Linked DNA regions of Mus musculus: region 2 is linked to region 1. A link is a loop called in an ENCODE intact Hi-C map of the cell type or tissue named here. Cell type or tissue: left cerebral cortex. All regions are shown on one strand. Links, peaks and the distances in the headings refer to the core of each region. The heading gives the core; the rest is flanking DNA. Region 1 has its middle 20 kb from the start of Zc3h12c. Region 2 has its middle 47 kb from the start of Gm25562.

Region 1 (5,380 bases), core at 103-5,102:
AATATTAGAACTTCCTCTATACCTGTGAAAATCTTCCTGTATATGCCTCTCTCCTTACCAGGAAGTACAGCTTGGGGTAAGAGGATGATGTAAATGGGGTCTCAGACAGCCTATTTAACTTAGAGCCATAGAAGCATTTTATTTTTATTAGAAATTTTCTTTCAACACTGTTTTACAAGCAAATGAACAGCCTTACCTGGTTGCTGTATAATGGAGACCATGTTAAGTTTCCATCTTTTTCTTTCATTAGCAGATAAATCTATATACTAAACTATCTCCCACAGATAACACTGTGACACTCTGCACATTTAAAACAGAATAATTCTGGATTTTAGAAGTCGTTCCGTCCCTCCCACCCTTTGCCTTTCCTTCAGGTTTCACACTACACTCACGTGACGGCACACTCCCACTCTCCCACTCTTACCCCACCCCACTGAGTGTATACCCAGATATCCAGGAGGCCTCTGAGGTTTACACTTAACAATTAACGAGTCTCTTCCTCTCCTCTCTTACCTTGCCATTCATATCACTAGTTCAGGTTTGTTCTACCATGTGAGCCTCAGCATTTGCTTCGCATTCCCTTCTGACCATCCAGTGAGTGTAGTCTTGTCTACCTACAATATGAGGTTTTCTAGATGACCTTCTAAAACCTGTCACAGATTCTCCACTGGTTAGTGGGCTACCCAGAGCCAAATAGCCATCTTTACCTCTCTCCTTTCTCTCTTCCATGCCTCCCTCTTCCCCCTTTCTGTTTTCACACAATCTATGATTCTGCTCTTCTTTTCCTCTCTAGCCTTTTTCTTTGAATCTCTGTTCCCCAGATCGCCCTGGCTGTTCATCAATGCTGTCCTTGGACACGATCTTGGTTATCTACAACTCATCAGAATACTATTCACCCGTCACAATCTGCCTCAGATTTCCCTTTGCAAACCCTTTGCTCAGGGTTTTCTTTGGGTGTTCTTATCTCCCCAGCTAAACAGCAATGTGAATATTGGGCGATTATTACATCATATTCTTAAACAGCTCCTAATTCTCGAGTCAAACTGCCTAAAGTGTAGATCCTGCGCTCTTGGTTGTCTGCTCTTGGTTATCTGCTGCCTGTAGTTCTGGTGTTGGTTCTCTCTGCAAAGGGAGGGGGGGTTATGGCAGGTTCTCCTCTACACGGGTTTTGGGGGCATTAAACAAGAAAACTCATGAAAAGAATAGTATTTGGAATTTTATAATCATCCAATAACTAGTAGCTTTTACAGCTGATATTCATCTTATCTCCAAAGTACATAACACAGTGCCCCTGATCTTCAGCTATGCTTAATCCACATTCATTGGGATTTGGCTGAGTCAACTGCAGAATAAGAAGGCTGTCCCGGCACTGCATTAAGAATGGAGAAACCTCCTGGTGTCACTAAAGTCATGTCAGAAGGCTGCTACTTACTGTTGTCTGCCAGCCAAATTCTTTCTAAGTCCCTGCCACTCTCTTAGTCCTGCTCCAGAGATCTGTAGGTTTGGCGGAGTGTACAGGGGCAGCTTTCCCAGAGTATTCTATTCTATCCTTCTTGCCAAAAAAAATCTGACCTGCTGCAGAGAGCAGATTGCTAGTCTTCCTGGGGTCTCCAAAGTGATACTAAAACTGTGGCCCACAGACGCCAACCTCCTGTCTGCAATCTTTATTGAACAGGCCCCCAAATTAGTCTGCCAAAAGTAGAGAATAGGCTAAGTAAGACACTCTGCTTTCTTAGGCTCAGAGTGTCCATGGGCATCATGTGAAGGATGCGTTCAGCTGGGACCTCCTCAATACTTAAAGTGCAAAACAGATGTAACGGGGATAGATGTGCTGCTCCACGGAGCTATGAAGGCGGGTTTCGGTTTTGTAAAACGAAAGAAACCTTAAACTATACAGTTTGAGCTTCAATAAGCATCATGAATACTAGAACATTGAGTAGCCAGGGATCCAGGCTTAAATGATCTACGTCCTATTGAAAACAATTCAGAAAAGCAAGAAACAATTCTAATAAAGGTGAAACGTGTAGCCAAAGGCGTCTTAGGCCAGCCCTGAGACAAACACATAGGGATCTTTCCTCTAACCTAAGTTGTATAAACTTTGAGAACTTCGCTAGTCTGACGATAAACTGGATCCTAATAGTTTGCTCACCTGGCTATGGTGACGATTTCATGAGATAAGTAAACTACTGATGATGGATGGCATAGTGTTCCTCCTGTTTCAGAATTAGATGCAGCCTGCAAGGGCAAGAAGTAAGGCTTTGATTTAACATTTCCATAAGCAGGTGAGTAAGAGGTGGGAGCGTTTCTGAGAAGTTGACCTAGATTGCTCTAGGTGTTGTTCACTTCTCTGAAACGGGAACGCTCAGCGCTCAGGGCTATTCACAGGTGTTCACCTCTGTGCACAGGGCTGCCTGCACCCAACCTAAAGTGATCTGTGTTCATCTCGGGTTTAACCTCAATTCCGACGTTGATTGCCATTTCCAGCAAAGCCGGTTTCCTAGCTGAAGGAAGCCCTTCCCAAAGGGTGAATCCCCTACAGCTTCATTTGTTTAAATTCCTTTAGTGGTCTTTATTACGCAGGGTGTGGTGTTTTGTTTGCCCCCACCCCCCATTTCAAGGTATTAATGATAAGTCAACAAACAAGTAACATGCCCCTAGAAAGCAACACTTGGATTTCTTTGGCTGCCCCGGGCATGATCTGGGCTGGTGCAAGGTGGAGATGTTGTGGCCAGCACAAGAGGCGCCGTCAGGGTCAAGGGTGGGACCAGAGTTCTTGCTGGGGAGAGGACTAGGGACCCTACCTAGGGTTGGGCCGGGAGGGGAATGCACGGGCAGGGAGGAGGCTCGGGTAGAGCCCGACAGGTCCCAGCAGCTCCCCTCACCCCTCCCCAAGCCTCCCGGGTTTCCCCCCCTGGCTTAGGGTTTCCTGTTTCAGTTCTCGGCGTTCTCCAGCAGCAGGTGCTGGTTTGCCAAGCTCCGCTCCAGTGGCAGCGAAGGAAGTCAAGAGAGCGGAGGGGAGGAACGCGGTACGCAGTGGCTGCAGCGGCTTGGGGCGGGCGGGCGGGTAAGCGGGCGAGCAAGGCAGAGAGCGAGGAGCGCGGCGGCGGGCGGCGGAGCCCCGGGGCGCCTGAGAGCCGCGGCCCTGGCGTGCAGTCCGCCGGGCGTGCGGGCGAGGCGGCGGCATGGGGGAGCGTCCCGCTCGGCCCGAGCCCTAGCGGCGGCCGCGGCGGCCCGGCGCTAAGGCGAGAGGCGGCCGCCTGGCGGAGGGGGCCCGGGGCCGGCCCGGCTTCCAGAGCATGCCGTGATGGCTGCGGAGAAGACATTGCAGGTGGGTGGCACGGAGGCCCGCGGGGTGTGAGGAGGGTCGGGATGGCCGCGCTAGTCTTTCCTCGCCGCCCTCAGTGCGGTGTGCTCCCGAGCGAGAGGCGCGGGAGGCCCGCGGGGCAGGGGAGGCCGCGCCCGAGAGCGGAGCTCAGGATCCGCCGGAGCCGGAGCCAGAGCGGCCACGCTCAGGGAACTCCAGGCCCAGGCGGCTCCGACCCCCGAGGTCGAGTGGCGCAGCGCCCGCCGCCCCGAACACTGAGCGGGAAAGCCGAGCGCATCCTGCCCGCGGGCGGCGCCAGCCCCCGTGGGGAATTCGACGAGGGGAGGCCGGGCCCGGAGGCCTAGAACGCCGGTCCAGTAGCTCCAGCCCGCCCGAGGGCCAGGGCCAGCGAACATGGAGGCGGGCCCGGGCGCCGCCGAGGGAAACGGACCCACGGCTGTGATCCTGCCGCTCGGACCCTCGCGCGCTCGTGGGGTGAGGCATCACCCGGCATCTCTATCCAGCCCCAGCCATTCGCTTTCATTAGCCATCTCTCCGCCCGTCCTCTGGCGAGTCCTAGGGAAACCAACCTTTCACCCTTCGCCTGATCCCCGTCCTCACCCTCCTGCCCAAAGCCCGCGCCCATTTCAGCTGGGCTCATTTTTAACTCCCTGTGAGCTACAAGGTGTTACTTAACTTGGAGAAATGAATCCCGCTTTTCCTCCCTACACTGTTTTATCATCCTTTATTGTCCCTGAAAATCCTTACAAACAGCGGTTGCTTCCAAGCACTGATTACTCCGGGTCTCCTGCTGCTTTGGGTATCCGTTAACACTGGGGGTTTGTGTTCTCAGTTTTGTGATAAAGAGATGAAGCCGTAATCCACATTTAGGGAAAGTTCTCCTATTGGTTGCAGGACTGTCTTGGAGTATCTCCAGCTCCATCAGACGCTTATTGATTCAGATTTTTTTTTTTAACCGCCTTAGAATAGATGAAGAGATAATTGGGCCTAAGCGTTGTATATTTAGAAATCTGAGAAAGTTGTACAGTTCTTCACTCATTGCCTTATTGAGATTTTCGTCTCTACTTCAAATATAAACAGAAACCAGGAGACAGACGTACCTCACTTTTTTTTTTTTTTTTTTGACTTTCCAAGACCCATTTAAAAAGACTACAGCTAGAAGCAGTGGGACACATGCCTGTGATCCCAGCCCTGGGCTAGTGCAACGGGATCCTAAGTGTGAGGCCAGCCAGGGCTGGAGAAGAGGATGTATCAAACAAAGTCATGGGTACAAGGGCATAACCTAAGTTTATGTAGTCTCTCACATGTATAAGCAATTGATTTTACTTACAGTTTCTTAAATCTTGGTAGTCTCTGACTTCTGAATAGATGGCCCAAGCCCAAGCCCAAGCCCATGCATTTTTCAGACATTTCCTTCTGTTCTTGCACATCAGCAATGTAAATCTATTCACTTGATGGCACCATAAAGATGTCAAAAATAACCTGTTTGATTGAATCTGAATTTATGACTTGAAATATTTGAATATTTTTCTTGAAGAGTTGCTTTTACTTTCATAGTAAGTTGCAATTCTTCTAGTATATGACCATTAAGAAGAGTAAACATGCCTTTATCCCAACATTTGGGAGGCAGAAGCAGGCAGATCTCTTGAATTCCAGGCCAGCTTGGTGTCTATTGCAAGTTCTAGGTTAGTCAGGGCTATAATGGTTGCACCCTTGTCTCCAAAACAAAAGAGGAAACATTATAAACAAATGAGCATTTTCTTTTCTCTTTGCTATGTGGGCTTGAATTGGGGACCTACTGCAGCCAGGGTTCTGAGCACTGACTTGGATCCCATAATCAGGTGATTAACAACAAAGAGATCAATATTTTTTTTAACTTCTATTTAACCATGAAAGTCTAATGGAACTATTTTGGTGCAATGGAAAATAGAAACTTGGAATGTTTGCGTGCTGGGGGTGGTGGTGGGGGGCTTTTATTACTCACTTCCTTTTACCACCTTTTAAAATGATCACAACAAAAATATCCTGTTTTATATTTGGGGCCTCTCTGGAGAC
Region 2 (5,380 bases), core at 204-5,203, 75 kb before region 1:
TCAAGTCCATCTGTTCTGAGGAGAAGGATGCCTTTAGATACTGAGTCTAGTTGCAAAGATTCCAAGCTGTTGTTTGTCTTCAAAGACGGGGATCTTAACACACAGTACTTCATCCATGAACCAGGTAAACCCACCAAAGCAGAGAGGCCTGGGACTCCTGTGGGGTGATGTTCAGCTATTGTTGATATGATGTAACCTGAGTATATCCTTCCCACAGACCACCAGGAAGAATATTTGGTTCATGAAGGATGGGCTTCAGACCCTCAGAAGGAGCCCTTTTGTCTAAAGCTATGCAGCAAAAAGATAAAGAGGTTCTGGCTCCTGAAGGGAGACCTAGACAAACTCTGTGTGCCTTGTCCCCTGCCCAACCCCACCTCCAAGAATTAGCACATGATCTGGAAATAATCATCTCAACAACATGTTTTAAGAAATATCTACATGCTTGGCTTTAGACGACTGACTTCTTGGAGCACAGTTTCGGGAGTTTTCCCTCAGGTCCGAGAGTAAACCAAGGGACTAGGTTGGCCTCAGTGCTACACATCCAGGGATTGTCAGGCAAGAGTGTATAGGCTGATCCACAGCAGAGTCCCATCAAGCTGAGAAGAAAGTAGAGACACATGCAGTAGAATGAGTCTTTAATGTTCTTTCCAGTCCTTCTTAAGTCATTTTTACATTGATTGGTATAATCCCCTTCCACTTGACAGCTTTAAAATGGTATCTCCTTTGGTGATAAATATAGGTTAGATAAAAATTTAACTTTCATTATTATTATTATTATTATTATTATTATTATTATTATTATTATTATTATTATCTATGTTTGTTTGTGTACATGTGAGTATGTGCATATGAACCCTGGTGCCTGTGGAAGTCACAAGCGAGAGTTACAGGCATTTATGAACCATTGGGTGTTGGGAACTAAACTCTGGTTCTCGTCAAGAGTAGTGTGCCCTATTAACTAACTACTGAGCCATCTCCTAGCCCCCCATTTTTATTTTTTTAAATATGCTTCCTGAGGAAATTAGACCCTGACAACCCTACAACTCCCAACTGAATCTGAAAACGCAAAAATATGCGGTAGAACCACTCTGTGAACTCAAACAGGCTTTTCTTTCTTAAGTGCTAAAGACTACCTAAATTATATATGATATAACGCAGTCTCTGCAATCACCTCTTTCTCTTTGCAAATGAACTCTGGCCAGTGAGCCAGTGGTGAAGTCATTCAAGTTTCCAGACTCACTGTGGAAGGAGGTCCGTGGCTACACTGTGAAGCCTCACTATGGGATCCTGGACGGACAACTCTCTGGCCAAGTGTTGCTGAGCCTGATGCTCCCTAACTGTCTTTAAACACTGATGAATTCTGTCCTCAAGTTGCCGACTGGTAACATAAGCTTGAGTTCTTGGTCCCCACATAAACTCATTTTAATCCAATGTCAGTTCAAGAGAAAAAGTCTCAGATACATGTTTAACAATGATCACAAACCTTAATAAATTTGGCTGGAATCTGTCTTCAATTTTCACTTTAAAAAAGAAGGAGGAGGAGGAGGAGGAGAGAGGGGGGGGAGAGAGAGAGAGAGAGAGGAAGGAAGGAAGGAAGGAAGGAAGGAAGGAAGGAAGGAAGGAAGGAAGGAAGGACGAACGAACCGGGGGTTATAATTTCACCAGTATCAGATCTCAGGAAGACAGGGTCCATCTGTACATATATCATGCTTTGAGCTTCCGAATTTTTTAAATGATTTCTGTTATCTTTATCTTTTGCCACTTAGGATGTTAGTGAATCTACTGTACACTGAAGTGGAGCTTGACCATTTAGTTATTTGAGGTGGCTCGGTTAAGACCTGAGATTTACTGCTTTCCACTCGGACATGGGATAGGAAACTTGGGTCTGTCTGACAGGATTATCTGAACCAGAATCTTGACTGGAAATTGTTTCAGGCTGTGTTCTTTCCAGCAGCCTCTCACATCCTAAGACTCAGAGCCACCTCTTGTTAAATATAGGCTTTGTAAGTGGTTAAAATGGATCAGGTATGAAGTTCCAAAAAGTGCTACTCTTGGTTTTTCTTACACAATGTGCCATTGTGGTACTTGGTCCCTCAAGAATCAAAGCAGGATGATCCTAAGTCCAAGGTCATCCTCAGCTACATAATAAGTTTAAGGTCAGGCTAGACCACACATGAGACCTTGCCTCAAGACCAAAAAAAAAAAAAAAAGGTTGCAAGGAGACAGCACATTTTAATTTTAAATGAACTTATTCTTGATGTCTTTGCTGCTTTTAACACTGAGAGAAACACCTGGGGCGGGATGGGGAGAGCAGGGGTCACAGCCTGCTCCTCAGACTTCTGCAGAGGTACAGCAGTAATTCCAGAGAAAACCCAGGATATCGAACAAGAAGCCCAGGCGGGCGGGCTCAGCTTCAATTTGGCTTTGTTGTCGCTTTAACCAAGCAGTCCCCTGAGCCCCCACTTGAGAGCTGATTCACTGCTGACTCAGGTTTATAAATACCACTCCTTGAATCACTTGGAGTTTTCTTTAGTGTGGTTCCCTATCTCCATCTCGGCGTTTCAATTAAGCCTGACCCTGCAGAGGAACTGATATCTGACAAGTTCACTTCCCACATTAGTGAGGCTGCTAAGACTCTCTGACGTTCATGATGCGCTTATAAGAAAGAACATGCTAAAAATAGGCCTAATGTATTCTTGCTCGACTCACTAAATAACTGATGTAAAAGACAGCAGGCTACGCGCATCAGCTTTCTCTAGCGGCTCACTAAATGTCAGAAGAAACGGAAATATTCCAAATAAAGATAGCACTCTAATTCCTTACAAGGTAAGTTAGAAAGCTTACTTTTACTGAGGCAGGGGGACTACTGTCTGGGGTTGGAGAGATGTCTCAGCAGTTCAGAATGCTGATTACTTTTGCCGAGTTCCCGAGTTCCAGTGCCCACATGGCATCTCACAACCCTCTCTTAACTCCAGCTCCCAGGGGATCAGATGCCCTCTTCTGTTCTCCACGGGCACTTCATGTACAATGTACACACAAACTCACACAAGCACACACATACATATTTAAAACAACAACAACACCAAAACCCGCTTTCAAGAGATGACAGATGTTCAAAATCTGAACCTTACTTGGTGGGATGATTTAGAGCTACTAGTTTGAAAGGCAGCTAAGGTGTCATGTTGAAAGGAACTAAAATGTAGTCCCACGTGAGCGTGAGATCATGTCGGTGAGAGGCTCACAGAGTAGCACTTGAGGAGTTACAGATGTAGTGCACCAGGAGTCAACAGAGTCAGGGCATCAGCCAAGCTAACAATGACAGCAGCAAGGTCATTCAAAAGTCCTCTCCATTTGCCCTTGTATTCACAGTAGACTTTACCTTTCCAATTAGACATGACATCTCTTTGCTTCTAGTGGCTGTTTATTACAAGATGAATGCAGTGAAATACCAAATAGTGTCCTCAAGGCCACAGAAAGGCCAGAAAGATGGACTCTGTCTACTGTCATCTACAAAAGAAATTGAGTCTTTAAGAGAACAAGAGGCAAGAGGTGTGGCCAGCACGCACCCTGTGACCAATGACAGGGCAGTCTCATACTCTGGACTCAATGCAGTGGCTTCTCTTTCCTTCCTCAGGGTCACCAAGAGCTGCTGTGGTTAGAACAGCAGGACTTACAAAAGGAACACTTTATCTTGGGAGGAGGAGTCCAAGGGACATCTGTATCAATGTCAAGCAGAACTAGCTGAACCCTATCTGCAGTGAGCTAGAAGTAAATTGGCAAAGAAAGCTTTTCAAGGGGCCACGTTGTTTCTGACTCTTAGGATGGAACTGGAACGCAAAATTCATCATTTATGCTAAGTTCTCTATAATCTTTGGAAATTTAAAGAAGCGATGAGCCTGTTTCAAATTTGTCCCTCAAGTAGACAAAAATCAGAAAAGTAAGACACTGTAACAAACTCTCAGTACTGAATATAGGCCACTTCTAACACCCTACCTACTGACAAGAGGATCTGACCCCGGAAGTAAAGGAGAGATGGGTTTAAAAGATCTCACGGAGAGATGCGGCAGTTTTATTATCCTGAAAATGATGCAGAGCTGCCAGACACTGGGCAGGTCTGAACAAAGTTCATCAGACATCCCTGGAATGGGGGTGAGGATGGTGCACACCAGGCAGGTTTGAGGATCCATCCAGGGGCTACAGTGCAGGGCACGAAAAGCAATTCTCTGGTCTATCAGAAACATTGTAGGAGTTAAGCTGCCTGCTTGCGCATGTGGACTTTAGCGGGCTAGAGTCATGCTGACTGCGGTCGGGCTGTCGCTTCTGATTTTCTTATTTAACAAACGGCTTTCTTTCATTTACTGGTCCTAACTGTCTTATCTCTATTCTGTTTTGAATATGGCAAGGAAAGAAAAATGCAGGGAAACTGTGGCCAAAGTGAGGTTCCAGTTCCAGGAAGAATGCATACCAGAGGAAAAACAGACCAGGCTAATCAATTCAAAGGGATTATCCATGTGCAGGCTCTGGAGACATGATCGGAAGACATGCAATTCAAACAGTGATAGCTGTGAACACTGAAACCAAACAGGTCTGTGTGTGTGTGTGTGTGTGTGTGTGTCTGTCTGTCTGTCTGTCTGTATGTGTGTTTGTATGTATGTCTGTGTGTTTGTGTTGTATTTCTCTGCCTGTGTATGTATTTGTGTGTGTCTGTGTATATCCCTGTGTGTGTGTCTATGTACATATCTGTGTGTGTGTATCTGTGTTTGTCTGTGTATATGTGTGTGCATCTGTGTTTGTCTGTGTATATGTGTATGTATATATCTGTGTGTGTGTTTGTCTGTGTGTATATGTGTGTACGTGTGTATCTGTGTGAGTGTGTGTGAGTGTGTGTGTGTGTGTGTGTGTGTGTGTGTGTGTGTGTGTGTGTGAATGTGTGTAAAGTCTCCACTTCCTCACGAATGACTGGCTGCAAAAGGAAACAGGCTGGAATAACACACTACCTCTTAGGGTACACTCACTCTCTAAGGACTTTTCATGGATTAATTTCTTTAAACCTCATAACACAAGAGAGCGCTACCACCCGCTGTTGACATCATTTCAAGTGTTGAATTAATTTACTGCTTCCAGTTTTTATCCTCTGCCTTTACCGTTTACAATTTAGGAAAACAAGTGGCCTTTTCTATTTTGATTGTTTTATTTGTAACAATCTCACTGACTCCCTTTTTGTTTATTCATTGACTTTGCTCTTTGACAATTTCACACAGAAATGCATTCTGTTTACTCTCACTCCCAGCCTTTCCCCACTCCCTCCTTCCCATCATTTTCTGGTCTGATAACCGAATAATCACTCAGAGAAGCATGCCAGGAAATCTAAAGGTCCCTT

The links. A loop is a pair of places that touch in the nucleus more often than their neighbours do. Peaks named below come from ENCODE experiments on the same cell type or tissue, not always from the same donor. Only the 100,000 strongest peaks of a DNase experiment are listed, where the experiment ranks them.
Region 2: a loop joins it to region 1, with 2.4 times the contacts of the local background. A loop is called at or near these places in 4 of 42 quality-filtered maps.

What each region holds. Positions count from the first base shown.
Region 1 is chr9:52,166,450-52,171,829 of GRCm38, reverse strand. It overlaps a transcript of Zc3h12c not described here. Among named protein-coding and RNA genes, the nearest start is that of Zc3h12c, 20 kb to the right of the region's middle. In left cerebral cortex, for the core only: a CTCF peak has its summit at 2,958; DNase peaks (open chromatin) are centred at 2,967, 3,266, 3,595 and 4,092; H3K4me3 peaks cover 2,419 bases; H3K27ac peaks cover 2,100 bases.
Region 2 is chr9:52,241,468-52,246,847 of GRCm38, reverse strand. No RefSeq gene overlaps it. Among named protein-coding and RNA genes, the nearest start is that of Gm25562, 47 kb to the left of the region's middle. In left cerebral cortex, for the core only: a CTCF peak has its summit at 3,013 (motif pointing left); DNase peaks (open chromatin) are centred at 2,593 and 5,085; H3K4me3 peaks cover 310 bases; H3K27ac peaks cover 171 bases.